Regions from separate parts of the Homo sapiens genome. Here region 1 is linked to region 2. Evidence: read pairs that join two places in POLR2A ChIA-PET (ENCODE). Cell type or tissue: Panc1. All regions are shown on one strand.

Region 1 (2,500 bases), 510 kb before region 2:
GTAGGCTGTCATACTGCTCTGATGTAGGGCTCACTAGAACCAGCTAGAAAAGAAACCAACAGCCTTAGGACCACACTTGCTAGAAGAGCACCACAGCCAAAGCTGATCAATATAGCCTAACCAAAGATCCTGACTGAACCCCATAGCACCCTCATCTAAAAAGGCTGCACAGCCCCTTCATGCCCTCTCTGCTTCTCCTGAAGTAGCCTTTGAGCCTCAGGCCTTATATGAGCCAAATAATATACTACAATGTGTATGTCTGAGCCATAACCCATGGTAAAGAGGGCACAAGCAGCCTGCCTCCTGCTGCTTAACAGGAAGGGCAGGACCCAAGTGACTGAGAATATGGCACTGTGGATAGAAAGCGCAGTGCTTTCCATCTACATGCCAAAGTCTTCTACCTGCAGTTGGCATCTGGAAGCCCACAAGACATATACCTCATATACCTCCATGCCCTCCACCCACAGGCCAGTGGCTTCCAGGATAACAAAAGAATTCTGTTCTATCTTGTCTTAGCTATATTGAATATTTGGGAATGAAAACTGCCTGCAAGACTCATCTTCATCAACAAAGCACCATCACCATTACCACTACGAGGAGTATTAGCACCGTCATTTTGCAAATGTCTGCCAATAACATTGAAGTGTCAACCATTTACTTGGGTAAGCCATTTGGCAATCAGACCCCATTCTCTAACCACTCCTGTGTGACCTTGGACAAAGAATTTAACCACTCTGAGTTTCAGTTTTTCAATCTATAAAACGGAGCTAATACTACCTGCATCCTAAGGCCACTGTAAAGAGCAAATATAATAACATGTAAAGCATCTAGTCCACAGCTCAATAAATGTGAAACTACAAGGTTTTCTTCACCCAATCATTCCCAGAAAAACCTTGTTGGATGAAACTAGCCACCACTATTCACTAAGTGTTTCTCCCTTTGGAAGCTCTCGGAGCCTTAGGTCTCCACATTTTCTATCGTAAGGACATGAACCTTTCGCTTCTAATCTGTTCCTCCGGAATCAATCTATTCAACCCAACCCTTCTCTCCCTCCACACCATCACTTTTTCTTTTTGATATCATCGATATTAATATACATATGATTTTTTTTAATTGTAAGGAGGACTTCCCCAGCTATGTGATGAAATAACACTTCTAGGAATATTAAATGAGCTGGTCAAGAAATGAAGGTACTACCGTCTTTGCAACTCTGCCCTGCAATTTCCTATCATGTTTCTTCAGCACCTTGACCATGTGTTGACATCCAGTTTGTTTGCTCTTGAGTCAGGTCCATAATCTTGTAACTTCCTGAGTTGACTCATCAGAGCTTGTAATTGTAACCTGGATGTTTCCTGGGTCTTTTACATCGTCCTGGCCATCCCTCTCTCTAAGTTTGGCCATCCTCATTATGGCCTTACAGGCACAAGACAGGACCAACTTTGACAGGCTAGCTGGCTTCCAAGTGCTCACCTGAGACTACAATGGCAAAGAGCAGTTGAAAATAACTTGCTTAGGTTGCAGGGAAAGTTCCTCCCCAGTTTAGGACCAAGTTTCATGCAAATTTGCCGCCATAAACTATAAAAAGTCACAAACATTTTCAAAGCTGGATAAAATGTCTATCGTAACTATCCTACAAATGTAAGTGGTGGTATTGGTGTTCTATCTTTCACCCACTGCTATTTAATCTGCACAGGAAATTAGGAACTATCTCGTTCACTTCAAACATTTACTGAGTCTCTAGTATGCATCAGGCACTATTAGGTGTCTTCTTAAATATTTCTAATTTTTACAACCCATCTGTACTTTCTTAAGATGAGGTGGTTGGAGAACTGAAAGGTTAAGAAACTTTCCCAACGTCACAGAGCCTTTCGATGGTAGGGCAGGAAAGGGAACCCAGCCCTGTCTGACTCCCAAGTTGGCATTCTTTCCCTAAGGAACGTTAAGCACCTTCAAAACACCAGTCACATCTTGTATTTACTTTTCTATTCTTCACAATGTCAAGCCGTTGGCGAGGCCTTAATTCCTGCCTACCTTCTCGACAGCTCAAAAAACACGGTTTTAAACGTCCTTCACTGCTCCACTCATACAAGATGAGCTTCCACTCACAGGATAGCGAGACTAAGGAGCCTGACCATCTTTCCATTTTGTTTCGGGTGGCCTCGAAAAGTAGACATTCTCGGACATGCTCCTCCCCAGCTGAGCGACTACTTTCTGTTTCCTTTCCCGAGTCTGGGAAGAGACGCGGCGGCCACCCTGCCCTGGCCTCCGACTACCTGTCTTCATGAGCGTCTCGGCCCCCTGCCCGGGCCCCCTCGCCCCTCTGCTGTCCCGCGCGGTCCAGGGAGAGGAGACTCTCGGTCTCCGAATCCCCTCAAGTGGGGACCCGAAGAACGGGGAGGGGCACTGAGCGGGGACAGGGAACGCGCGGAGCGCAGCTGGCATCGGGCGCCCCCGTTCCACGTGGCAGAGCCGAGGGGTTACGATCTCGGCGGGAGACGGG
Region 2 (2,500 bases):
ACTGCCTCGACCCTCTGCACCTGCCCTTCCCTCTCCCTCCCAGTCCCTTCAGAGGCTGTCCTTTGTCTTGCCCTAAACCTACCTCTCCTCCTTCCAGAATCCCCATGCCCACACCCCAGTCCCCATCCCCTCCCTCTGAAGCAAATGGCTTCAGCCCTCCTAGCCTCGGTTTCCTCATCTATAAAGTGGGGGTGATACAGATACTTCATAGAATTTTGGGAGATGACAGCTCTTAGGCACATCAACGAGATTCATAAACAATAATAACAGTAGGTACTGGGGTCGTCTGGATTTTTTTTTTTTTTTTTTACTGAGACAGTCTCGCCCCGTTGCCCAGGCTGGAGTGCAGTGGCAAGATCTCAGCTCACTGTAACCTCTGCCTCCTGGGTTCAAGTGATTCTCCTGCCTCAGCCTTCTAAGTAGTTGGGGCTACAGGCACCTGCCACCACACTGGAGATGGGACTGAAATGTCTCCAAGTGGCTGTCATCTCTAGCAGCCACCCCTGAACCCCACCTTTCACTCCACCCTCACCCTAACACCCACCCTTGTTTTTTCTTCCCTTTGTGGGCAAACCTCAAGTCATCCCCACTCATTGCCTCTGGGTTCTCACTGCCTCTCATTCCCAATCCCTCACGGGCTGAGGGCTGCCCTCAAGAAACCTCTGAAGGGACTCTGGCCGGGGTCCCAGTGGCCTCTTTGTTACTAAATCCAGGTCCAATTTTAGCCCTAATCTGTCTTGACCTTTGACAGCATGCAATGGTGTTGCAATCTCCCTTCCTTTTAATTTTTTTCCTCTTTTTTTTTGAAATGGAGTCTTGCTTTGTCATCAAGGGTGGAGTGCAGTGTCACCATCTCGGCTCACTGCAATCTCTGCGTCCTGGGTTCAAGCGATTCTCCTGCCTCAGCCTCCTGAGTAGCTGGAATTATAGGTGCCTGCCACCACGACCAGCTAATTTTTTTTTTTTTTTTTGAGACAGAGTCTCGCTCTGTCACCCAGGCTGGAGTGCAGTGGCGTGATCTCAGCAAGTTCTGCTTCCTGGGTTCACGCCATTCTCTTGCCTCAGCCTCCCAAGTAGCTGGGACTACAGGCCCCCGCCACCACGCCCGGCTAATTTTTTGTATTTTTAGTAGAGACGGGGTTTCACCGTGTTAGCCAGGATGGTCTCGATCTCCTGACCTCACGATCCACCCGCCTCAGCCTCCCAAAGTGTTGGGATTACAGGCGTGAGCCACTGCACCCGGCATTTTTGTATTTCTAGTAGAGACAGGGTTTCACCATGTTGGCCAGGCTGGTCTCGAACTCCTGACCTCAGGTGATCCACCCACCTCGGCCTCCCAAAGTGCTGGGATTACAGGCATGAGCTACTGTGCCCGGCCTATTCTTCCCCTCTTTTTGGAAACACTGTTTTCTCCTTGGTGTTTTTGTCTTTGTTTTGAGACAGGGTCTCCCTCCCTTGCCCAGGCTGGAGTGCAGTAGTGCCATCATAGCTCACTGTAACCTTGAACTCCTGGGCTCCAGCCATCCTCCCGTCTCAGCCTCCCGAATAGCTGGGGTTACAGGCATGCAGCCACATGCCTACCTCCCCTTGCCTTCTAAAGCTCAGATTTCCCTCCTATCTTTTCAGCTTTCATCCCTGGCCCTCCATCTTGGCCTCTTAATTCTTAGCGAGGCTCAGAGCTTTAGCCTTTGCCCTCTTTTCTTATTGCTGGGGAACCTTATCCCTACCTCAAGATTTCAGGTGCCACCTGATGTTGAGGACTCCCAGATCTCTATTTTGGGCTCCCAGCTGTCTCTCATGGACCAGATCTGCTTAAGCAACTGCATGGATGACATGTATTTTCCCCTGCCCTTCCCTGGCACGTCTAACTCCACGTTGTCTCAGTGGAGCTTAGCGCCACCCTCCCCACCTAATTTCTCCAACAGGTTGATGATGCCACCTCCTCCCCAGTCACCCTGGAGAGAAACCAGGCCATCATGCTCACCTCACCCTCTCCCTCCCTCCCACAGCAAACAAGTCACCAGGCTTCAGTGATCTCATCTCCTTAACTTCTCTCCAGCCTCTCTCTTCCCTCAGCCATGGCCTCTGTTCAAGCCACAGCACCTGGCTCCAGGACAATTGCAGCAGCCTTCTGCCTGGTCCCCCTGCCTCTAGCCTCCATGCAGAGGATAGAGAGAGCTTTCTAAAACCTAAACTTGGCCAGGCTACTGCTCTGCTCACAACCCTTCCATGGCTCCCCAGTGCTGTCAGGACAAAGTGTAAACTCTTTCCATAAGCCTCCTCGATCTGGCCTCTGCCTGCTTCCACCACCTCCTCTCAGCTGCAGCCACCGTGAACTCTGTCCTCATACCCATCATTCTCTTCTACTGCCTCGTGCTTTCAATCTTCCCAGTCCTTCTTCCTGGAACTCCCTCCCCGGCTTGTGCTTCAGTCCCCAGCTCAGATGCCACTTTGTTCAGCAGGCTTCCCAGATCATCCCCAGGCTGACTCAGGTTCCTGT

The links. ChIA-PET counts read pairs that join two places held together with the same protein. Peaks named below come from ENCODE experiments on the same cell type or tissue, not always from the same donor. Only the 100,000 strongest peaks of a DNase experiment are listed, where the experiment ranks them.
Region 1: POLR2A ChIA-PET joins it to region 2 with 5 read pairs; 6 of 35 experiments call an interaction of 5 or more read pairs at or near these places.

Annotation. Positions count from the first base shown.
Region 1 is chr22:38,706,388-38,708,887 of GRCh38, reverse strand. GTPBP1 (GTP binding protein 1) reads right to left here. Exons shown (of 12, transcript NM_004286.5): 2 at 1-43. Among named protein-coding and RNA genes, the nearest start is that of GTPBP1, 1.7 kb to the right of the region's middle. RefSeq lists a silencer at 2,296-2,435 and an enhancer at 2,129-2,500. In Panc1, no CTCF peak of the experiment used is centred here; a DNase peak (open chromatin) is centred at 1,328; H3K4me3 peaks cover 1,682 bases; H3K27ac peaks cover 1,397 bases.
Region 2 is chr22:38,192,040-38,194,539 of GRCh38, reverse strand. No RefSeq gene overlaps it. Among named protein-coding and RNA genes, the nearest start is that of MAFF, 8.7 kb to the left of the region's middle. In Panc1, no CTCF peak of the experiment used is centred here; no DNase peak of the experiment used is centred here.